3 separate regions of the Homo sapiens genome follow, and all the other regions are linked to region 3. Evidence: chromatin loops called from intact Hi-C (ENCODE). Cell type or tissue: IMR-90. All regions are shown on one strand. Region 1 holds the start of CTBP1-AS (CTBP1 antisense RNA). Region 2 overlaps CTBP1 (C-terminal binding protein 1). Region 3 overlaps LOC124900647 (nascent polypeptide-associated complex subunit alpha, muscle-specific form-like).

Region 1 (8,000 bases), 80 kb before region 3:
TTGGGACCCCAGGCAGCCCTGGGTTGGATGTTCAGCCGCAAGAGGAGACACCCCCACAGGGGCAGTATCAGCCTGCAGCTCCTGGGGCTACAGACCCTTTGGCTGGAAGGGGCCAGGCAGCATGTCCCCCCATCAGGGCTCCTCCCACGAGGGACTTGGAGATTAAATCCCTTGGGCTCCCACACCCGCCGCTGTCAGGAGCCCCTGGTGTGTCTGATGGTCCCGGGGCTGTGCTCTTGAGCTCAGCCAGCCTGCCGAGCAGAGCAGGGCCGTGGGGTCTGTGGTTCCCAGGCAGGGCCCCCCACAGGGGGTTCCAGTGCCCAGCCACCTCCCCTCCGTACCCAGCCACAGCACTCAGGCTGCACTGACCATGCCTGTGCTGTTCCCAGCTTTAGCCAGGGCCCTCTGAAGGATGCACCCAACCTCATCTGCACCCCCCATGCTGCATGGTACAGCGAGCAGGCATCCATCGAGATGCGAGAGGAGGCGGCACGGGAGATCCGCAGAGCCATCACAGGTGGGCGTGGGGGCCGCTCGGTCAGGCCTGGGGGTCCCTTCCTGCCAGCCCCAGATGCTCATGGGCTCGCATCCGCCTGGCAGCCAGGCCCATGTTCTGCCAGCTCAGGGCCCGTGGTGCTCTCACTGCACCCCCAGCAGGGACCTCTAAGGCCAAAGTCAAGTTGAGCCCTGGCGTCGTGTCTTACACACAGGACCTGCTGGGAAGTTGCTGGGCTGAGCAGACAGGTCCCTCAGCAAGCTGGGCACGTGCTCTGGGCTGGGGGTCCCCACGCTGCAAGGGTGCCAGTGCCCAGAGAGACAGGACCCTGCCGTGCCTTGGGAGCCCCGGGGCTGAGAGGGAGGAGCACACTGCCAAGAATCCTGCTGCCCGTGTCTTCAACCCAGTGGGCCACGCTCCTGGGGCCCCCTCAGAGCCACAGCTGTTCCTTCCTCCTGCATCTCCCAGGCCGGATCCCAGACAGCCTGAAGAACTGTGTCAACAAGGACCATCTGACAGCCGCCACCCACTGGGCCAGCATGGACCCCGCCGTCGTGCACCCTGAGCTCAATGGGGCTGCCTATAGGTGAGCAGGCCCGCTGGCCCAGAACAGCCTCCAGGAGGGCCCCAGGCTTCCCCTGGATCCCAGCACAGCCCCTGGTGGGAGGGGCGGCGTCTCCACTGACTGACCTGGAGGATCTGGGTAGAATTGGTAAGGCCAACCTCACCTGAAAGGCCCATGAGAACCAGGGCCTCTTGGAAGGAGCCTGGGCTGGGGTGGCCTTCAGGGCTCAGTGGACACAGGAGTGCCATGGGCACGGGGCCTGTGGGAGGAGGGGGCTTTGGGTGAGGCGAAGACCTCATGTTCAAGTCACCTGGAGACACCAGGGCTCCCCTCCCCAGCCCTGAGAAGTAGCTGCCATAGGCAGGAACATCCGTGTAAAGGCCGGGATCCTTACCCTGACTGCTGGTCCTCCTGGAGAGGCCCCCTCGGTGCTGCCGATGCTAGGAGGGCAGGTGGGGCCTGGCCAGGCCGCCTACAGGTGGGCCTCACGGATGGACCCTCTCCCAGCAGGTACCCTCCGGGCGTGGTGGGCGTGGCCCCCACTGGCATCCCAGCTGCTGTGGAAGGTATCGTCCCCAGCGCCATGTCCCTGTCCCACGGCCTGCCCCCTGTGGCCCACCCGCCCCACGCCCCTTCTCCTGGCCAAACCGTCAAGCCCGAGGCGGATAGAGACCACGCCAGTGACCAGTTGTAGCCCGGGAGGAGCTCTCCAGCCTCGGCGCCTGGGCAGAGGGCCCGGAAACCCTCGGACCAGAGTGTGTGGAGGAGGCATCTGTGTGGTGGCCCTGGCACTGCAGAGACTGGTCCGGGCTGTCAGGAGGCGGGAGGGGGCAGCGCTGGGCCTCGTGTCGCTTGTCGTCGTCCGTCCTGTGGGCGCTCTGCCCTGTGTCCTTCGCGTTCCTCGTTAAGCAGAAGAAGTCAGTAGTTATTCTCCCATGAACGTTCTTGTCTGTGTACAGTTTTTAGAACATTACAAAGGATCTGTTTGCTTAGCTGTCAACAAAAAGAAAACCTGAAGGAGCATTTGGAAGTCAATTTGAGGTTTTTTTTTTTGTTTTTTTTTTTTTTGTATGTTGGAACGTGCCCCAGAATGAGGCAGTTGGCAAACTTCTCAGGACAATGAATCCTTCCCGTTTTTCTTTTTATGCCACACAGTGCATTGTTTTTTCTACCTGCTTGTCTTATTTTTAGAATAATTTAGAAAAACAAAACAAAGGCTGTTTTTCCTAATTTTGGCATGAACCCCCCCTTGTTCCAAATGAAGACGGCATCACGAAGCAGCTCCAAAAGGAAAAGCTTGGGCGGTGCCCAGCGTGCCCGCTGCCCATCGACGTCTGTCCTGGGGACGTGGAGGGTGGCAGCGTCCCCGCCTGCACCAGTGCCGTCCTGCTGATGTGGTAGGCTAGCAATATTTTGGTTAAAATCATGTTTGTGACTGTAACCATTTGTATGAATTATTTTAAAGAAATAAAAATCCTGGAAAGAGCCAGCGTGCCCAGCATCTATTCTGGTGACTTTCTCTCATGAGGACACGGGTGAGCCTCAGTCCTGGCTCTGGTGACCTCCACGGCTCAGCTCAGCCTCTCTGAAGTGGGCGGCCTAAGAGAGACCCAGAGACAGTGCAGTGGCAGGTTGGGCAGTGGTCTCTGTGTGTACCGGGCCTGTCCCTCTGCCCACTGGGTCTGTGGGACGCTGTAGGGTCCTGGCTTGGAGGCGGCCTGCCCGCAGTGCCCCAGTGGGAGGGAAGCAGTGTGCCAGCCGGGCCGTTGTGTGGATGATGGTGTGACTGGCTGAGGTCCTGCCCCACTGCCCACCCCTCCCTTCTTGGCATAGCTCCTGCAGGCCGGCCTGCAACCTGGGAAGACTGTGGGCCACAGGAGGAAGGAAAGCAGATGTCAGGGCTGAGGAAGCTCCCCAGACCATGGGTCAGCCAGCCTACGGAAATGGGCAAAAAAGCCAAAAGGGGTCATGCCTCACCTTGGCCCACAGCTGAGCCTGTTTACCGGCGTCCTCTTCAAAATCCCAGCCTCCTGGTTTCTCAGAGCTGCTTTTGGAAGCGTGGTCCATGCAAATCAGCAGAGTCCCAACTCATTTATGAGAAGGGGCTGCAGCGGGTCCAGGCGGTGCGAGGAGGGGCTGCAGCGGGTCCAGGTAGTACGAGGAGGGGCTGCAGCGGGTGCTGGGGAACCCGGGTCCCCTCGGGATGTTTCCATCCCAAGCCTTTCCCTGCATGCAGGTGGGTTATCCTGCCACCCCAAGTGTCCAGACCCTGCCGCGTCATCCGCCAAGTGTCAACCTCCCCTTGCTCCCTGCCCCATATAAAGCAGAAAGAAGCGGGGGGGGGCTGCTGCCTTTGGTGGGGTGCCCCCTCCTACCTGGCTCTGCACCCCAGTGCTCGCAGAGGTCTCTTGGGTATGGGCAGTGGCTCCCAGTCTCGAGGCCCACGCCGAGGACAGCCCCACCTCATGACTGAGGCCTCTGCTCCCTGCCCTCTCCGGAGGTGAGTGGCAGAGGCCGCCCAGCCCATCTCTGACCTGTCTTGGGCTCTTCAACTTGGAGCCCCCTGGGCCACTGAGGGAGGTGGCCTGGGCAGGGTGGGAAGGGTGGGTTCTGGACACGGTTAACAAGCCGGCCCTGGTTTTGCTGACGTGGGCACGGGTGTGAGGAGGGGCAGCCAAGGTGACTTCAAGTGTCTGGGCTGCAGGCTGGAGCTGATGTTTTCTGATATCTCTGGTGGGGGCTGCAGAGGTGGCAGTGGGAAGACCAGGAGTTCCGCGCTGACGGCTGACTCCAGCCTCTCCACAGGCAAGCCCTGGGCTGGGTCACTGGGCCCTGGTCAGCCCCCACGGCAGCCGAGGGTGGGGCTGGCCTCTGGCAGGGTGGGCCGCCCTCCCAGCTCCAGCTGGAGACAGGCCCCGCCCTGAGAGGCAGCCAGACACTGGGAACTAGCTCTGGACACAGGCCTGGAGGCTCCCACTCAGCTGGCCTCATTGTTTCCATGTTTCCAAGTTGAAGGGTCGGGGCAGGAATGGAATGCCTCCAAGGGCTGTCTGTGGTGTGAGCCTGGCGGCCAGGGAGCCGGGACGCTGAAGTGTAACTGAGTCTGGGATGTAAGGGACAGAAAGCTGTCAGAAAAGTGCTCTGAGCCTCGAAACGAACCTCCCCTTGGTGCCGCCTCCGGGGAGTCACCCCGCCCAGCAAGGCCCCAGGAGGGGTGCGGGGTAGCAGGAGGTGGGTGGGGGGCCCTCAGCCTCGGTTTCCTGGCCTGTGAAATCGGCAGCACTGTTTATCTCCCTAGAGGCTGGTATTAGGCTGGAGGTTGTGCCAAAACGCTTAAGACAAGAACATGAAGGAAGGTTTGCATGTTGGAAGGGAAGAGATAAGTCTCTGGTATTTGCTGACAAGCATCTGTGTACAAGACCCAAGAAAATCAGCCAAAGCCTGCAGCTAATCCTGAGACTGGCCAGGTGACCTCACAGGAGCGCCTCTGGTGCCTGCCAACTGTCTCCCCCAAGCTGAGGCGGAAACAAACGGAAACAAAGTCGCAGACAGCGGGTGCCCCATGACAGGACGTGTCCTGCTCTGTCCTTACGACGCAGGGTCTGGCCTGCTCACGCGATTCCACAGTGAGTGGGCACAGTGGTCAGAACCTGGTCCCAGCCACTGGCACCCGGCTGGTAAAGACCGTGGGAGTGACCAGGGCCGCCAACCGTGGTGAACGGTGAGGCCGCCGGATGACCAGACGGGCTGTGCTCGCGGGCGGCGGGCTGTTAGTGTTGTAAACTACATGCGCTTTAAATACCTTTTACCGAGTGCTAGAGCCGTTCATCACCACCCCACGCAGAATTTCAGCTGCTTACGTTGAACAAATTCAACAAGTTTATCCTCAAGTTTATATGCAGCAACAAAGGTCTATGAATTTGGGCTCATAAAACTCAGGCGAATTAAAGAGGAAACAGCCACAGCAGCCTGGTTCTGACACTGAGGGCTCCGGGGCAGGGGCAGGGCCCGCTGGCTTGGCGTGCGCGTGCGTGCACAGGTGTGTGGGTGTCTGCCTGGTGGGCGGGCGGCGTGTGCGTGTGCGCATGTGTGTTTGTGAACTGGCGATGTGATCGAGGGCACGGGTGCTGGGCTTCCCCCTCATGGGTAAAACCAGAGCTACTGTATGCCAGCCGTGGAGGCATGGACGGCCCCTGAGCTCGGACAGCAGACGGACAGACCGTTGACGCGTTGGCACCGTGGCCAGAGTCCGTTCAAGAAAGGTCGGCAGAGAGGGCTGAGAACGCGGCAGGCACATCCTCCAAGGGCCCTGCTGGAACCCCTGGAGCAGGAGGAAGCGGTGATTCTCCAGGCCTTGGGTAGGGCTCAGAGGCAAGAGGGGTGGAGCTGGGGAGGGTCGGGCAGCCCCAGCACCTCAGGCTACTGCGCCTTGGTGGGGAACTCTCCTGCGGCTGCTGATGAACACCCGGGCTCTGGTCTCCTGTAGACTTCCGCCCCGGGCACGGGAGCAAGGGGAGGCTGCAGGCAGCTCCGGGGGCCTTGGCAGGAAGTTGGGAGGGTCGGGACAGTCCCTCTGGGGTGGCCCAAGCAGGGCACAGGGCAGGGAGCCAGGCTCTTCGGGGCCCCACCCCAGGCTGGCCCTGCACCCCATCCTGCCTTCTCTCCCCACTGTGGGCCCAGAACTTGCCCCGTGGGGGCCGGGAAGCACCCACCATCCCCACCCCTAGCTGCTCTCAGCCAGAGCCCAGCTGGACTTGCAGGATTGATTTTCCAGCAAAAAACAACAGCAGAGAAACCCAAGAGCAGCTGCATGAGCCCTCCCAGGCCTACCCCCGCAGCCGGCACTCCCTGCAGCAAAGAAAACCATCTGGCCACTGGGCCCTGAGCCCGGCGCCCGGAGGAGGACCTCTGCCCCGCTGAGCAGCTCTGCTCCCCAGGCTGGCCCTGGGCCTCTCGCGGCCTGACCCGCTCCCCTTGGCATCAAGCACCAGGAGGGACGGGGTGGCCCGGCCAGGGCGTGGGTGTTCCCCGGCCCCTCTGAGCACCAGCACCTGGTGAGTCTACCTCCGCTTCCCCAAGCCCTTGACCACTGCCCTGGACAGCCTCAGCCGCCCCCTGACCCGACCTTCAAACGGGCCAAGGGCTTCCCATGTAGGGTCCGAAAACATCCCTGATAGGCAGGACATGAGACTTGAACAATATAAGGTTAGGTGCATCTGTAAGCGCGGCGCATGGTTAGGCAGCCGGACCCTCTGGAGCATGTGTAAGCGCGGCGCATGGTTAGGCAGCCGGACCCTCTGGAGCATGTGTAAGCGCGGCGCATGGTTAGGCAGCCGGACCCTCTGGAGCATGTGTAAGCGCGGCGCATGGTTAGGCAGCCGGACCCTCTGGAGCATGTGTAAGCGCGGCACATGGAAACAGCGGCTCTTCTGGGTGGCCTCTCTGCTGCCCTTTCTTTTTTAAACCAGCTACTGACCCCGTTGGTCAGTGGTAGCAGTGTCTGTAGGATCCCACTGTGGAGGGCTCGCCACTCACTATCCAGGTCCCTGATGCAAGCTGGCTCCAGCTGGGGGTGCCCACTGTGGGGACGCCGGGGCCAGCCGGGGCCAGGGCTGTGGACACTGGTGGGACGGAGGGTGTCGAGCAGCCGGACTCACCCACATCCCTCCCAGCCCCTACAGGCGTCTAGGCCTCCGGCCTCCACCCCCTCTGTGCAGTGGGCAGTCACACCTGGCGGGGCCCGGCTGCCTGCCCAGACAGCAGGTTCTCAGCAGCAGCCCTGGCGTCCCAGGTCAGCCTCTGCCCAGCCCCACATTCACCTGACAGTGCCTCCCGGGCACTGCCCTGCACCTGCCCACACCAACTCCAGCCTCCTCCCCGTGCTCCCCACCCGCCCTGCACCTGCTCACACCTAACCCCATCCACTCCCAAATGACACCATCCACCCCCACCCACCTCCAATTGCCCCACACCTGCCCCACACCTGCCCCCACTGCCTCTTCTCCTGTCCCTATCTCCTCCCACCCTCCATGTGTCTCCCACCTATCCCCTCACCTGCTCACACCTGCTCACACCTGTCTGCCCCTCACCTGTGCACTCGTGGTCAAAGCCATCTGCTTTTACACCTACCCCACACCTGGGGTTCGCCTTAGACTGGGGTTTGTTCTCTGCTGCTGGCGGGGTCCCGGCTCTTCTGCCCCCTGAGGGAGACCTCACAGGGCAAGGCCGCTTCCCTACCATGAGCCTCAGGCCCTGCCTCCCCTCTCCGCCTGCAGAGCTGAGCCTGGGGAGGCTCCTTCTATTCCAAGAGCCCCACTCAGCCCGCTGGGTCCCCGTTCCCTGAGGAGCTGCTGCTTTTGCTGGGCGCCCCAGCCCTCCCACAGGGGACACATCTGTCCTGGAGAGACCACCTAGGGAGGCATTTGCTGTTGGTCCCTGCCCCGGGCCCTCCAGGTCACTCCCTCTTCTCGTCTGTCACAGCGTGGCCCTCTGGCCCCACAACCTGGGCTGCCGGCCTCCCCCTGCCCTGGCAGAGCAGTGGTGGGGCCAGACCAAGGGCTGACAACCGCCAGCCCCTTCAGCTCGGCCTAGGCCCACGGTCAGCCCAGGGGAGCTGGGGGCTGCAGCCGGGTGGGTGAGTGGCACCCGCAGACCCTTGGCAGGGCCCTCTCCAGTCCTGGGTGCCCTGAGAGGCTGCTGGGGTCCAGCTGCTGCCCGCTGGCTCCCGTGGGGGCACACATGAGGAGCAGGGAGGGGGGCATCCTCCTGTTCATGGCCCCGGGTCAGCCTTGGGTAGGGCAGGGTCACCCTGACAGCCCCCAGCCCAGTACCAGGGGAGGAGACCAGGCAGGAGAAGCCCTCCCTGGAAATGCAAACCCAATGCTGGGCGTGGCCTCCTCCCAAAAGCTCCGCCCCCAACCCCCCACTCCCTGGTCAGGG
Region 2 (8,000 bases), 100 kb before region 3:
AGGTGGACATCGGGTTTGCCCTGAGCCCCATCAGGAGGTGGACACGGGGTTTTCCCTGTGCCCCATCAGGAGGTGGACACCACGTTTGTCCTGAGCCCCATCAGGAGGTGGACATTCGGTTTGCCCTGTGCCCCATCAGGAGGTGGACACGGGGTTTTCCCTGAGCCCCATCAGGAGGTGGACACTCGTTTTGCCCTGTGCCCCATCAGGAGGTGGACACGGGGTTTGTCCTGAGCCCCATCAGGAGGTGGACACGGGGTTTTCCCTGAGCCCCATCAGGAGGTGGACACGGGGTTTGTCCTGAGCCCCATCAGGAGGTGGACACGGGGTTTGTCCTGAGCCCCATCAGGAGGTGGACACGGGGTTTGTCCTGAGCCCCATCAGGAGGTGAACACCGGGTTTTCCCTGAGCCCCATCAGGAGGTGGACACAGGGTTTGTCCTGAGCCCCATCAGGAGGTGGACACGGGGTTTGTCCTAAGCCCCATCAGGAGGTGGACACGGGGTTTTCCCTGCACACCATCAGGAGGTGAACACCGGGTTTTCACTGAGCTCCATCAGGAGGTGGACACGGGGTTTGTCCTGAGCCCCATCAGGAGGTGGACACGGGGTTTTCCCTGAGCCCCATCAGGAGGTGGACATGGGGTTTTCCCTGAGCCCCATCAGGAGGTGGACACTCGGTTTGTCCTGAGCCCCATCAGGAGGTGGACACCGGGTTTTCCCTGAGCCCCATGAGGAGGTGGACACTCGGTTTGTCCTGAGCCCCATCAGGAGGTGGACACTCGGTTTGCCCTGTGCCCCATCAGGAGGTGGACACTCGGTTTATCCTGAGCCCCATCAGGAGGTGGACACTCGGTTTGCCCTGTGCCCCATCAGGAGGTGGACACTCGGTTTCTCCTGAGCCTCATCAGGAGGTGGACACGGGGTTTTCCCTGAGCCCCACACTCGGTTTGTCCTGAGCGCCATCAGGAGGTGGACACTGGGTTTGCCCTGTGCCCCATCAGGAGATGGACGCTCGGTTTCTCCTGAGCCCCATCAGGAGGTGGACACGGGGTTTGCCCTGAGCCCCATCAGGAGGTGGACACCGGGTTTGCCCTGAGCCCCATCAGGAGGTGGACATTCGGTTTGCCCTGAGCCCCATCAGGAGGTGGACACCGGGTTTGTCCTGAGCCCCATCAGGAGGTGGACATTCGGTTTGCCCTGAGCCCCATCAGGAGGTGGACACCGGGTTTGTCCTGAGCCCCATCAGGAGGTGGACACTTGGTTTGCCCTGTGCCCCATCAGGAGGTGGACACTTGGTTTGCCCTGTGCCCCATCAGGAGGTGGACACCGGGTTTGCCCTGAGCCCCATCAGGAGGTGGACACCGGGTTTGCCCTGAGCCCCATCAGGAGGTGGACACGGGGTTTGTCCTGAGCCCCATCAGGAGGTGGACACTCGGTTTGTCCTGAGCCCCATCAGGAGGTGGACACCGGGTTTGCCCTGTGGCTTCTTGATTCATTTTCAGTTTTTTCCCAGAGAGCAGGTCCTCGGGATGCCAGCTTTTGTGGCGGGGGTGGAGTAAGGTGCTTCCCCCGGCCCCAGTTGCGCGGCGGTCTTCACACGGGCGGTCTCGGCATTGCCCGCGGCCTGGCTTTGGTCCAGCAGTGAGCAGCCTTTGGGCAGCTTTCCTGATTCTTGTTTGCTCAGGAGACCCACAGGCTCCTCCGTGATGAGAACTAGGTTGGTCTGGCTTCTACTTGTAGCCAGGGATCAGTGATTCAGAGCAGCTTTTCCCTGAAGACAGACGAAGAAGCTGGGCCCCCAGGAGCTCACAGGATAGGGCCAGGCCCAGGCTGCAGCCTGGAGAGGCCTATAACCTGCAGGAACGGGCGGGCCTTGCCAACTCTGGCCTGGGGTGTTGGCTGTTCTGGAAGAAGTAGCTGAGAGGCTGAATTTGGCTTTGGTGGCATCACTGGCCTGCTGGGTGTGGGGCCCTGCCGGGATATCCATGGCCTGAAAGGTGACATCTGGAGTGAGGGTGACCTGGACTCTGACGCGCCACACGATCGGCACCCAGCCTGCTGATGTCCAGGAAACCTTGAATCTGGATTTTTGGGGACCCCGCACTGCCGGCCCCAGGTGCCTGGCAAAAGAAGTAAGACGGCCCCTTTAGAGGAAGACAGCGTCAGCCGAGGCCTCGGGTCATTTCTACAAATCACCATCTGGTGCGGGGTCCATCACATGCAAACAGAGGTAACCAGGCAGTCAAGGAGATGCGCAAAACGCAGAAGCCAGGGAAGCAGTGCCACCCGCAGGAGCTCCCCGTGCTGCCCACGAGCCGATCACCCCAGCCCAGCCCCCAGGAGGCTGGGCCAGACACCGACGAAGAGCTGATGACTCTGGAACGGGGCGTAGCAGCGTTAGGGGAGAAAATGAGATGCGGATCTGAGAAAACGGCGAAGCTGATCGGTGGAACTGAGGGGCGGGTTTACCAGCTGACCAGGCGGCAGCGGACAGGAGGGAAGGAGAGAACGCGGGAGAGGGCGAGATGAGGAAGGGTCGCTCTTGCAGAAACTTCAGAACAGGAGAGGGAAGGGGTTGGAAGTGATGATGACAGCAAAACCCTTTCCAAAATGGACGGAAGAAAATCTGATGTTAAAAATGCGCGTGGTCTGCCGGGAGCGTCTGCTGGGGCGTTCGCTCTGGAAGATTCTTCATGGTTTCTCACACGGGTAGATGCGTGCTTGTAATGCAGCCCAGTGGCCACACTCCTTTATCCCGGAGACTCGGAATGCGCGTCCACACACAGACCTGCACGTCATGCTCCCTAGCAGCTTAACTCACCATAGCCCAAACCAGAAGGACGCCCCCCACCGGCTGTCCTTCAGTGGGTGAGTGGCCAGGCAAATGCTGGCCACCTCCCTCGGTGTCCTCCTCAGCAACAGGCATGAACGCTGGGTCCCTGCCACACCCTGGGTGATCTCGGCAGCATGATGGCGAGTGAAGAAGCTGGTTTCAAGGGGTGCACACTGTATGATCTCTTCATCCCCAGGTGATAGGATTAGCGTGACGGAAACAGTGGCCCGGGGTGTAGGTGGGGGGGCCGCCGGCAGGCCGGTGTCTGGAATCGGCACATGGGCACGTTGGCACGTCACGTGGGCATGTCCACACGCATGCAAGGGGCTGTGGGTGAACTGCCCGTGGTGCACACCTGAGGGAGTTGTGTGGCACCAGCTCGGTTTGGACAGTGCCCTTTGTTAGGTACGGTTTTCTCATTGGGAAGCTGGATTTGTATTAAAGATGCACACGTAAGAATAAAAAAGAGGCTCGTAGAAAACTTTTGGTGTCGTAAACAATACTCAAACAGTTTTGCCAACAAATTGGAAAGCTAAGGCAAAACAGATGTTTTTCTAAAATTGCAGTAATCCCAAACTGCCTTGACAGGTTCATATAAAATGCAGATCAGTGGTTGGGGTGGGGCCGGCGTGGGCCCTGGCATGAGACAGACTTCCTGCTCCCCACCCAGGCTGCACAGCCCAGGGCAGAGAAAGGACAACATAAATACACAGAAAACTGCCCCAGGGGATGCAGCTGGATTCTTGGAAGAGACGAGAGTGTTGGGAACCGTCCTGGCATCCTGGAGGGGCCTGAAGCAGCCCCTAACCAGAAGCAGAGCCGGCGCCACAGAAAGGAGCCCCCAAGAACTAGGAGAGCTTGAAATTAAAAACATGAGTGAAAATCTCATAAAAACAGGAAGCTCAAAGACACAGGGACATTGCAGAAGCCAGAGAGGTGAAGAGAAGCCGTGACCTCCCGGGGCTGTGTGTGGAGTCTGCAGGGGCTGCCTGGATGCCGAGTCCGCGTTTCGCAGTGTGTGGTCCTGTGGGAGGACTTGGCTGCCCACGCTTTCTTGCCACTAGGGGTGGCCAAAGGATTGAGCTCCAGAACAGAGGGGAGCAGGGCCTCTCCCTGCCGTCCCCTCCTCGTCCCTGCTGGCTGGAACCCGGGGTAGCCACCTTGGACTGTGAGGGGAGCCACGTGCTGGGAACCGTGGAGCAACAAGGCAGGAGGCAGGGACCCTCGTGGCTGTGGAGAGGGCAGCGGGGCCGCAGGCTCCCTGTCTCCAGGCTTTGGCGTGGGAGGAAACTGAACACCTGCTTTGTGTGCCACTGTTAGTCAGGAATTCTGCCTCCTGGGGCAGAAACTTCCCGCATAGCTGGTTGGAGGTCGCCGCCGTCTGAGTGCCGTGGAGGGAGAGAACGTGATACCGTCAGTGCGGTCACAGGAGGAGCGGGAAGAATGTCGGGGCCTGGGAGGCGCCCCAGTGTTCAGGTTCAGGACTGGGATTTTACTGATACCACGGGTGGGGGATGTCACCCACCGGGACACAAGACTCAGCCCAGCCCCACTCGCCTGCTTTGGAATTTCCACAGGAGAAGGGTTTTCAGCCCAGCACTGCACATCTGATCAAACTGCTGAGCAAGAAAAAGGAAGCCCTGGAGCCTGGAGGCTGCGTCCGGTGTGGGCTGCGGGGCCTGGAGCGGCAGGGCGGCTCCGGGAGGGCACAGGACGCAGTGGCCTGCGAGGACCTGCAGCCAGCTGGACAGTTGCACTCCTGCAAGACAAGCATCTCCACGCCTTGGGGGTGGGGAGGCCACCAGAAAGCTCCGCCAGACAGAGGTGCTGGGGCTGTGCAGGAAACGAAGTGATTAGAAATCCCGGAAAAACACACAAGCAGGCGTTGTCATGGTGACTGGGAAAAACACACAAGCTGGCGTTGTCATGGTAATGGAGTGTAGGACAGGCCTGGAGCCCCTCGGTCTCTTGCTGGCGGCTGGCACAGAGACGGGCTGCCGTGGGCTCTGACCTTAATACCGGGTCACAGTCGCTTCTAGGACCAAGAGGACAGAGACCCCATCACCGTATGCAGGGGCCTGTTTCCAGGCAGACTGCCCAGTGCCCAGCTGAGCCTCGGGTGCAGTGCGACCCCCGCAGGGCATGTCCAGACCCCAGGACCCCCTCTCAGGTCTAGAAGATCCAGTTGGGCAGTGTTGGTACCACCAAGAGTAGACAGGACAGAGGATCAGAGACAATCCCACCCAGCAGGACCCAAGGACTCAGGCAGTGGCTTTTCAGGTGTGTGGGCCGAGGACTGGGGAGTCGGTGAATTCTGGGGCCCCTGGGGTGGCCGTTCAGGAACTGCAGCAGCTCCCCCCACCACAGATGCTCGCTGCCTACTGAAGCGGCCACGTGTTTGAATGAAGAGCAGTTAGAGGAACGCTTGCAAGAGAATGTGTTTATTACCTGAGGTTATGACAATACAGAACATACAATGTTTTCTGTGGAAAATGTGATACTACAGAGGAAAAGGTCACTTTAATTAAATGGCAATTAGAAGTAACAGCATTGCAAGGTGGGGTGCAGCAGCTCACGCTTATAATCCCAGCACTTTAGGAGGCTGAGGCGGGTGGATCACTTGAGGTCAGGAGTTCAAGACCAGCCTGGGCAACATGGTGAAACCTCGTCTCTACTAAAAATATAGAAATTAGCCACGCGTGGTGGTGCGCGCCTGTAGTCCAAGATACTCAGGAGGCTGAGGCAGGAGAACCTCTTGACCCTAAGAGGCAGAGGTTGCAGTGAGCCAAGATCGTGTCACTGCACTCCAGCCTGGGCAACAGAGCAAGACTCTGTCTCAAAAAGGAAAAAAAGAAAGAATGACATAGCAAAATAAATTTAAAAAATAAAAACGGGAGAGGTAGGGGTTGGGTATTTTCAATTTGTGTGCCAGCCTAAGGGTGAATGTCTGATAACACTCAGAGCTGGTGCAGGGGCTGTGCCTGTCATCCCAGCGTATCCAGAGGCCAAGGCCAGAGGATCGCTTCAGCCTAGGAGGTCAAGGCTGCAGCGAGTCATGATTACACCACTGCAGTCCAGCGAGGTCCTGTCTGTAAAATAAGTAAATGAAAAAGTTTATATATTCAAAGACTCCTCCCAATCAGTAGAAACAGAAAAATCCCGACAGAAAATGGATGAGGGCGGTGGCGTTTGGTACAGACAGAGCGGTGTATGAGAACCGGGGTGCGCCTCCTGGGTTCTCACAGGTGCAGCAGGCACCGCCGGTAACCCCTGGCCTGGCCTGCGCTGAGCCCTGCACCAGCCGTGCTGAGGGAGCCTGGGCCTGGCCCTTCATGTGGGATAGAAACGGCCGTGCCGGTCTCGATGGTGCTTTGGCAGTTTCTCTGGAAATCTGAAACCTGCGGTCTTCAGCCCAGCCCCACCCTGGGCCTGCATGTGGCTGCGTGTCGTAGAGAAACATCTGCCCTGATGGTGACCTGATGTGAGCAGCAGTTTCACAGAGTAAGCCACCCCTGTGCACGAGGTCTGGAAAGGTAAGTGCGACGTCGAGTCCTGAGCACAGAAGCAGGTGGCAGAACTGCATGGCAGGAGGTGGGCTTGGCGGGCCCCTTCCTGACCCCCAAGAGCCAGCTGCCACCAGGAGCGTCCTGGGGTCTGTTTCCAGCCCGGTGGCAGCCGAGCTTCCTGGGCACCCAGCTTTCCCCAGCCTGCTCTGAGCACTGGAGTTGAGGGCACTGAGCAGAGTGGGGCTGAGCCCCTGGCGGTGGAGGGGACACATCAGTGGGTGTTGGCTTGAGGTGGTTTCTGGGAGGCTGCTGGGCCCCGATCTAAAGGGACACACCTGGCTGCACCCACCTCCTGCAGACTTTCTCCGTGGGAGACCAATGCAACAGGCGGGGTGGAGCAGCCACGTGGCAGCCACGAGGGGGAAAGGAAGGTAGACCCTGAGGCTGAGCCGCTGTGGCACCCTGGCCTGTGGACCTGTGGATGACGTGGCCGCCACGTGGTAAAGCGCACATGCTAGCAGCTGTGGCCCTGCAGCTGAGCACAGGCCAACCTGGTACGTGGTGGAGGTCGGGGCATGGGGTGCCCCAGCCATGTTCAGATTCCTGTAGTGAGAATGCTTTCACCTAATACTATGTTGTTAAACCTGTATTCAGTAGGGAAAAGGGCAAGGACCTGAAAAAAGTGTATTAAGAATCGTGCACAGGCAAGTGATGAAAGCCTCGTCGGGGAGGCAGCTTGCGCTTCACAGCTCAGCTGGGTGGGCGCGCCCGGAGCCCAAAGGAGGGCCCTTGGCCGGCGCACGCTTCGGCTTCTCCGAGCTTACCTAGATGAGATAGATTTTCATCACGGAAGAGCCGATGCAGGAAGCAACCTTAAGGCTGCGCGGATGAATATTCGTCATATTCACGTGAATCTGATCGCTGTCTCCTCCGAATGTGCGGGAGGTGACGTGCCGCGGTTCAGAATCGACTTTTCGAGGCCCGTGGCCAGTGCTCCGGGTGAAAGCAGGCTGTTGCCTGCGTACACACAAGCCTGTGTGGTGTGGGTCTGTCCAGCCTGTCCATGCCGAGCCTCTGCACACACACTGTGGAAGTGGCCCCTGCACATCCAGCTGCCCAGGCCAGCCCCCCGGGCTCACGTCTGGCACCAGGCCTGTCCCTGACCCCAGGGCCCATCTCCCACTGCGCCTCTGCCCACCGCTCGCATGCGCAGCCCCTCCTGCCCACAGTGGGTGCCGACGAAGCTTCATCTGCAGGTGACTCTCTCTTAGCTGCGGCTGCTTTGCCAGGCTGCCCGAAGCACCTCCTTGGTGTGTGGGCGCCCATCTCCAGTCCACGCAGCGCAGGGGTCTTCCTGGCCGCACCGCTCGCCTCCACCACAGCTGTGCACCAGTCGCCCACTGCTGGCCTCTGCCTGCCCATGCTGTCCTTGTGGCCTCACCCCGTCCACACTACGTCTGGTCAAGTGTGGTACACCAGGGTTCACCCCGTCCACACTGCATCTGGTGCACCAGGGGTCACCCCGTCCACACTGCGTCTGGTGCACCAGGGGTCTGCATGCATGCAGCCTCAAAGCCCTCCCAGGAGGCCCGGGGCAGCCATCAGCCCTGTCCATGAACTGATGAGTGTTACACACACCTGTTCCTCTGTGGTCCGGGTA
Region 3 (8,000 bases):
AGCTACTCAGGAGGCTGAGGCAAGAGAATGGCGTGAACCTGGGAGGCGGAGCTTGCAGTGAGCCGAGATTGCGCCACTGCACTCCAACCTGGGTGACAGAGCAAGACGCCGTCTCAAAAAACAGTAATAAAATAAAATCTGGATAAGATATGCCACAGCTTGTTCCACCTCCAGGCAAAGGAGCCGGGCATTTGTACTCACATCCCATTCGTTGGCACTGGCTCAGGCTGAGGAGGCACAGACCTCAACTCAGGCTCTTCCTGTCCTCTGTGCAGGGTATGGCTCCAGCACCCAAGGCCTCCTTTAAGGCCACAAGCTGCAGTCAAGCATGCCAAAGCCAGGGGTGGCTAAGAGAGCAGGAAGGGACCTTACGGGCAAGGGGTCATCAGCAGTGCCCACTACAGCCCTGTGGGCCCAAGTCACGGCAACTGTCTTCTCTGTGGCCAAGGCAAAGTGCTCTCACCCCAGGAGTGTTGCTGATACCTGGCCTTACCACAGGCCGTTTGCTAATACTCATGGTGTCTAAAGATGCTGACTTGGGGGAAGTGTCTGCCCTTTCAATCGTTTCTCTTTGGTGATGAAAAATGACACACATCTAAGAATAAATGTAAGGTAAATGTGCATAATGTCTACATTGAAAACAACCAACCAGTCACAGAGGGCTATCCCGTATTCACAGGATAGAAAAATGGGCAGGAGATTAAGAGGCTTCACACGAGAGGAGACCTGAATGGCCAGGAAGTGGATGAGAAGGTGCTTGAGTTTGTTAATCATCAGGAAAAACATAAAGCAAAGCCCACTGGGATGTGACTACACACTCACCAAATGCCAAAATGAACAAAACAGAAAATAAGCATACACGTGGATGTGGAGCTCCCACACACTGTGGGCTGTGAGCAGGCACCACCGTTTCCCACCTACCGAAGCTGAACGTGGGCACACCCCATGACCGGGTAAACAGGAACTGTCCAACACAAATGCACGCATTGGCTCACAAGACATGCACGAGAGTCTTCATAGCAGCACGATGTGAAATAGCCACAAACTGGACACTGCCTACATGCCCATCAATAGGCAAATGTATAAGAATAGTTGTATATTCAAAAATGCAGTATTAAACAGCAATGACAGTGATCTACATGGGCATACAGCAACACAGACGGCACTCACGAAATGTCGATTAAAAGAAGCCAGACACAGAGCATACATTTTTATATAAAGCACAACAACAGACAAAAATAATCTGTATTTAGAAGTCAGCGTAGTGGCTCCCTTGGTGGGGGTAGTGATAGGTGGCATGGCAGCTTCCAGGATGCTGACGATGTCTGGACCAGGGCGATTCTGTCTGTGAGAATGTGCTGAGCTGTACTCTGACGATCTTTTTGTCAAAAACAGGCTGCTTCTACTGAGACTCTTCAAAACGTTATAGGGAAACAGAATATCCTCCTGGGAAATGGGGACATTCTAGAAGAGATCACCATGTTCACAGCTACTCTTGAAAGCAACTGCTTTCTATGCCCAGGTCTGCACCTCATCAACTAAATCAGAGCACGTGGCGCAGAAGCTGAGCATCAGCAGCATGTAAAGGTCCCCAGATGACGCCAACGTGCAGCCAATTTCAGGACCCGCTGGATGATCTTTCCTCCCACATGACAGTGGGAATTTACAGACCCCGTCCCCCAGCCTGGAAGTCTCCCCTCACCCTTGGAGTCTCAGTCTAAATGTCACTTACCCTCCTCGAGGTTCCTGTTACCCTCAGAATAGGAGCAGGCAGTATGATCAATGAGAAAAAAGGGCCAGGTCCTAGAGGACTGAGGAACTCTTTAGTGAATCTGGATTTCATTCTAAGATCAATAAGGAGGCATTGAAGAAATTAAGTAAACATCATCCCTCTTCTGTCACTTACCCCATTCTGTCTTAGTTAGACATGAATTAATTGTAGTTAGCACATTTTGAGTGATGACCATGGGCAGGCAGTGTTCTCAGGGAATGCACTGATTAATCTCCATGACCACCCTGACATAGGGCCTGCTACTATCCTCGTCTTACTTCTGAGAGGTTTTGTAAAGTCACCTGAGATCACACAGCTTGGGAGTGGTAGAGCCAGAGCCAGGGTCAACCAGATAATTCTGCCTTAAACCACCATGCACAGGGCCTCCCATTGCCTCATCCTTTCCTCAAACACAGAATGACCCTCAGTGTCTGCCAAGCTCCATACTGAACACTGGGAAGATAATGTTGGGTCTTTCTTCAGCTCTCTGAATATACCTGAATTTAGCTTACAGAAGAATATTTAAAACAGAAAGACAGTCACAAAACATTAGGTGGAAAAATCAAGCTACGGATAGTATGTGCAGTATGATCTCATTTTTTATAAAATATAAAAATGTACTTACAGGAAAAAGGCTAAAAGGATAATATGAAATACCAAAAACTTCTAATGGAGATTTTACTTTCTAAACTCCCTACAATGAATGTTTTACTTTTCTAATACCAACCCAAATGACCCACAATGCCAACCTCAAGGACTCATCTTCTGGAGCCAATGGGGCAGCCATGCCAGGGATCACAGGGAAAGGCTGGCTGCCTTATCAAGGGTGGGCACAGGGTACCAGGGAGGCCAGGATAGGTGCAGCCTGGTGGACAGCATCTGCATCCCTGGTGCAGCTCCCCTCCCACAGGGTCTAGATGCTCCTGGCACCCAGTGTTTACTGAACACCCAAGAGGAGTAAGGCCTCTACCTGGAGGCTCTGCAAGAACAACATGTGGAGTTGGTTTACAACACACACACACACCCCACATCCAAGTCTGTAGGGAGTAGTGGTGTTGCTTTTAGTGGCCAATGCCCTGAATTTGGGAATCAGCCCTGCTAAATTTCAATCTTGGAGCTGCCACGTATTATCTGGATTTTAGATAAGTCATCTCAGCCTCTTCAGGCCTCAGGCCCCTCCTCTCTAAAATTGGGTACTGTTAGACCTGCTTAACAGGGTTGTGGGGTTAAATGGGAATGTCGCTAGAAAAACTTTGTGAGTTAAAAGCCTAATAATAATGTAAAGAATTATGTATCAAGTACTTACACGGAGCTTCATTTACAAGGTGCTAATCTCTGTGTTAAATAGCACACAACTATTAAGCCACATATTCTTCATACCCTAAGAGAGATGCCATGATTATACTTGCTTTACTGGTGGGGAAACACACTGAGCAGCTCGGTATCTTGTCCAAGACGGCACAGCTAGTAAGCTCCATCCCAGTTCCTAGCAGCCTCTCTCACCACGCAGTGAGAAGCAAGACACAGCATCTCATCCGTGGATATCTGCGTTCTGTACAGACACCTCCTGTTACACGATTATTTCATCTACACTGCACTGAGTGCTCCCCCAGGCTTACTCTCCCCAGGAGCAATGCTTCTCTTCTGCCATCTAGTGGCAGCCATGGCGCATGACACCTGAGGGGGCGTGTGCTTAAGGCTGGAGGATCTTGGCAAAATCAAGCAGAAATTCTCTTCCTCCATTCTGATAACTCAAAGTAGTATGCCAGGAATACTGGCATTTTAATGGGAGGAGGGGGGGCAACTGGCACTCACTCATTCAAAATCATTTGCTGAGCATGTACTGTAGGACACACTTTCATTCGTTCCACAAAGATGTATTGAGCCCCTACCAAGGAGCCAAACACCACCCTAGGTTTACTGCCAGGCTCTAGACAGCCAAAGAAACAGGAATAAAATACATTTCCTGCCCTCTAGTACCTTACGGAATACAGACAAGGGGGGCCACCAGAACATGCGGGTATGCTGACAAGATTAGCTCCATATGGGCAAGTGGGGGCAGCAACAAGAGCAAAATCCTATAAAATAAGAGGGGGTGGCCACTGACAGAATAGGGAACCCCACCCATCCCAACAAGCGGGAGCCAGAAAGGGTAAACGTGGGGGGGTTAGGACATTTGCTGGTGAAAACATGGTGTCTTATTCTGTTTTCTGCTGCTCTGACAGAGTACCACAGCCTTGGCAATTTATAAAGTTTATTTGGCTCACAGTTCTGGAGGCAGGAGAGTCCAAGAGCATGACACCAGCATCTGGCAAGGGTCAGCCCACGGTGGAAGGTCAAGTCAGTGCATGAGACAGAGAGAGAAGTAGGCCAAACTTATCTTTTTGATGAGAACCCCACTCCCACAATGGCTTTAACCCCTTCATGAGAGTGAAGGCTTCATGACCCAATCACTTCTTGAAGACTCCACCCCGAATACTGGTAAAATAGCAATTAAATAGCAACATGAGCTCAGGGGAGCCATTCAAGCCACAGCAGGTGGAGACTCTTACCATTTCCATAAGACACAAGGTAACCATCTGAGAAGTGGGAGTAGGGGCAGGAAAGTACTGAAAGAGGCTAAGGAGAAAAGACACACATGAACCAGTTGTTTTAGAGAATAGTGAGCACACATAACTGTGATTTTTAGGTGGTGATATATTTGGAAAGTGACTTGGAAAGCCTCACTGTGCGCTTCTCTCCAGGAACATTCAGCTACTTCAGCAAAGGTGCCTCATCACCTTTAGGGCTTTGTTGCCTGTGTTGCTGAATGCCTCAAATGCACTTTAAAAGAAATGTGTATTCTACTGTATAGGAGAATGTTCTATAAATGGCAAGTAGGTCCTGTTGGTTGATGATGCTAATTAGTTGTTCCACATCCTTGCTGATTTTGTCTAGTTCTATCAAGTACCAAGAGAGGAGTACAGAAGTACCAAGTATAAACAGGGATGTGTCTACTCCTCCTTTCAGTTGTCAGTTTTACTCCACGTTTTGAAGCTCTCTTGTTTGGTGCATTTAGGGTGGTTGTCTTCTTGGTGAATTGATACCTTTATTATTGTGTAATGTCTCTCTTTATTCTTGGTAATTTTCTTTGCTCTGAAGTGTACTTTTTTTTTTTTTAAGTAGGGCCTCACTCTGTTGCCCAGGCTGGAGTACAGTGGTTCAGTCATAGCTCACTGTTAACCTTGAACTCCTAGGTTCAAGGGCTCGTCCCACCTCAGCCTCCTGAGCAGCTAGAACTACTGGTGCATGCCACCACACCTGGCCAACTTTTAATTTTTTTTTGTAGAGACAGGGTTTTGCTATGTTGCCCAGGCTGGTCTTAAACCCTAGCCTCAAGTAATCCTCCTGCCTCGGCCTCCCAAAGCACTGAGATTATAGGTATGAGCCACCACACCCAGCCCTCTGAAGCCTACTTTGTCTGATATTTATATAGGCACTCAAGATTTTTAAAAACCCATGTCAAAGTGGTATATCTTTTTTCATATTTTTACTTTTAACCTGCCTGTAGCACTATATTCAAAGTGATTTTCTTGTACACTGCATTATAATTGGGTCATTTAAAAAATCTATTTTGATAATCTTTGTCTGTTTAGACCACTTACATGTAATGTAATTACAGATGTCAAGATTTAGGTCTGCCGTTTTATTATTTTATTTTTATTCTTCCCCTGTTTTTTATTCCCGTTTTCCATTTCCTGCCTTCCTGTGGGCTATTTGAACATTTTGTACTACTTTATTTTGATTTACCTATAGTGTTGTTCGCTTTATCTTTTTCTATAATTTTTACTTGTGGTTACCCTTGGGATTATCATACACATCCTTATCAGTCTAGTAATATCAATATTTTACCATTTCAAGAGAAATACAGAAACCTTACCACCATTTAAGTCCCTTTGCTCTCCCATTCTTTATAACATAGTTGTCTTAAATATTACCTCTGCATACAATGAAAAGCGTATCAGGCATTGTTATAATTTATTTAAAAATTTTTTTCCATAGGTTACTGGGGAACAGGTGGTGTCTGGTTACGAGTAGCTTCTTTAGTGGTGATTTGTGAGATTTTGGTGCACCCATCACCCAAGCAGTGTATACTGCACTCAATTTGTAGTCTTTTATCCCTCACCTCCTTCTCACCCTTTCCCCCGAGTCCCCAAAGTCCATTATGTCATTCTTATGCCTTTGCATCCTCATAGCTTAGCTTCCACTTATGAGTAAGAACATACAGCGTTTGGTTTTCCATTCTTGAGTTACTTCACTTAGAATAAGTCTCCAATCTCATCCAGGTTGCTGCAAATGCCATTAATTCATTCTGTTTATGGCCGAGTAGTATTCCATCCACCCTGTTTGTGTGCTACCTAGAGGTTAATCTGAAACCTAGGCAGTATTCCACACCATAGTTGAATTCTCAAAGTTTCTGCTTTATTGATTCTGGTCAGTTTCAAGCATGAGCTGCTCAGAGGTGTGCTCAGGACTTCATACACAGAGTTAAAGATTTTTCTCTCCAGTTCTCTCTTCTCTGAAATCCTCCCCAAGTCTCTAGTGTAGAGACACTGACTCTTTATTGTCCTTCACTTAGTGCTCGGTGGGCATGTTGACAGGGCGCCACCCCACAGTCTCCATGCTGAAGCATCCAGTGGGAGGGGTGCAATTTCTTTAAGGTGTTCATCTGGAGTAGGGCAGTAATATAGTTTGGGTATTTGTCCCCACCCAAATCTCATGTTGAATTTTAATCCCCAGTGCTGGAGGTGGAGCCTGGTGAAAGGTATTTGGATCATGGGGGTGGATTCCTCACGAATGGCTTGGGCCATCTCCTTGGTGATAAGTGAGCTCTTACTCTGAGTTCACAAAACATCTGATCACTTAAAAGTAAGTGGCATCTCCCCCCACTCTCTCTCTTGCTTGCTCCTGCTTTTTTTATTTCTTATTGAAACTTTCATTGGTCTTGATGCTCCTCCTTTTGCTATGTTATGGCCTGCTCCTCCTTCACCTTCCACCATGCTTGTCAGCTTCCTGAGGCCTCCCTAGAAGCCAAGCAGATGCCAGCACCATGCCTCCTGTAAAGCCTGCAGAACCATGAGCCAATTAAACCTTTTTTCTCTGTAAATTACCCAGTCTCAGATATTTCTTTACAGCAATGCAAGAACAGCCTAATACAGGGAGGTATACTCAAAGAAGCTTCATCTTGCAGGGCATCCTATTCCAGATCTTTTGGCTGGAGACATTAGGTTCTTTTCAAAATTTTGGTCTGCAATTGTAGGTTGCAGACTGCCATAGCACCCAGACCAGGATATACAGGAGGAAGAAAACAAACAGATAACCCACTGCTGAGTTGTGCTATGAGTCCTGAGGTCCTTGGCCACTCTATCTTCTTTCAGAGTCGTCTGGTAGTTGCTTTATAAATTTTGCCCAGGATTTTTAGTTGAAATCAGCAGGAGAAATAGGACAGAATGGACCTATCCCATCTTGTCCAGAACCATCAGTGATACCTTTTTTAAAACCTTCTTAAAATGGATCATACTAAAAAGTACTGAATACACATTACACATATAGTTAACAAACTTTGGGATGGGAAGAGCGGGAGAGATGGGCCAGAACTATTTGAAAGATGCCTTAAGACTGAGGTCACTCTACAGTGCAGGCAGAGCTTGAAAGTTAGTTGCAGCTTTCTTATCCCTGGAAGTGTTCCCTCTAGTTGTCTCCCAGAGAGTACATATTCCATGGGATGCCCTTGTGGCCAATATCCAGCCTCACATTCCCTTCTCAAGCCCTATCAGGGAATTGTCTCTCTCTTGCCTTCCAGGGAGGCACTGTGATAATGGAGCTAGTAGCTCCAGGCTTTGGAATCAGACTGCCTTAGTTCTAATTCTGCCTCTACAACTTCTTGGTTATGTGACTTTATCTGAGAACCAGTTTCCAACCTGTACGATGGGGACATAATACAGAAACCAAGGACTTCATGTCTAAAACACCAAAAGCAATGGCAACAAAAGCCAAAATTGACAAATGGGATCTAATTAAACTAAAGAGCTTCTGCACAGCAAAAGAAACTACCATCAGAGTGAACAGGCAACATACAGAATGGGAGAAAATTTTTGCAACCTACTCATCTGACAAAGGGCTAATATCCAGAATCTACAATTAACTCAAACAAATTTACAAGAAAAAAACAACCCCATCAAAAAGTGGG

The links. Peaks named below come from ENCODE experiments on the same cell type or tissue, not always from the same donor. Only the 100,000 strongest peaks of a DNase experiment are listed, where the experiment ranks them.
Region 1: it touches region 3 in a loop (9-fold over the local background); 5 of 110 quality-filtered maps call a loop at or near these places.
Region 2: a loop joins it to region 3, with 9 times the contacts of the local background. A loop is called at or near these places in 13 of 110 quality-filtered maps.

Annotation. Positions count from the first base shown.
Region 1 is chr4:1,205,995-1,213,994 of GRCh38, reverse strand. CTBP1 (C-terminal binding protein 1) reads left to right here. Exons shown (of 10, transcript NM_001012614.2): 8 at 390-517; 9 at 965-1,082; 10 at 1,572-2,550. The coding sequence ends at 1,755. CTBP1-AS (CTBP1 antisense RNA) reads right to left here and starts at 3,875. Exons shown (of 6, transcript NR_104331.1): 1 at 3,437-3,875; 2 at 3,039-3,105; 3 at 1,456-1,961; 4 at 1,225-1,320. It overlaps LOC100130872 (a long non-coding RNA gene), which reads left to right and starts at 5,033. Exons shown (of 4, transcript NR_024569.1): 1 at 5,033-5,419. It also overlaps a transcript of SPON2 not described here. RefSeq lists an enhancer at 5,400-5,469. In IMR-90, no CTCF peak of the experiment used is centred here; DNase peaks (open chromatin) are centred at 4,004 and 5,874; H3K27ac peaks cover 3,617 bases.
Region 2 is chr4:1,230,002-1,238,001 of GRCh38, reverse strand. The region is part of intron 3 of CTBP1 (C-terminal binding protein 1); the gene reads left to right. Among named protein-coding and RNA genes, the nearest start is that of CTBP1, 15 kb to the left of the region's middle. RefSeq lists an enhancer at 3,520-4,075. In IMR-90, a CTCF peak has its summit at 3,895 (motif pointing right); no DNase peak of the experiment used is centred here; H3K27ac peaks cover 302 bases.
Region 3 is chr4:1,126,173-1,134,172 of GRCh38, reverse strand. The region is part of intron 1 of LOC124900647 (nascent polypeptide-associated complex subunit alpha, muscle-specific form-like); the gene reads right to left. LOC105374344 (a long non-coding RNA gene) reads right to left here. Exons shown (of 3, transcript NR_134676.1): 2 at 1,733-1,844; 3 at 1,198-1,464. Among named protein-coding and RNA genes, the nearest start is that of RNF212, 17 kb to the right of the region's middle. RefSeq lists a silencer at 3,397-3,516. In IMR-90, a CTCF peak has its summit at 3,422 (motif pointing left); a DNase peak (open chromatin) is centred at 3,412; H3K27me3 peaks cover 486 bases.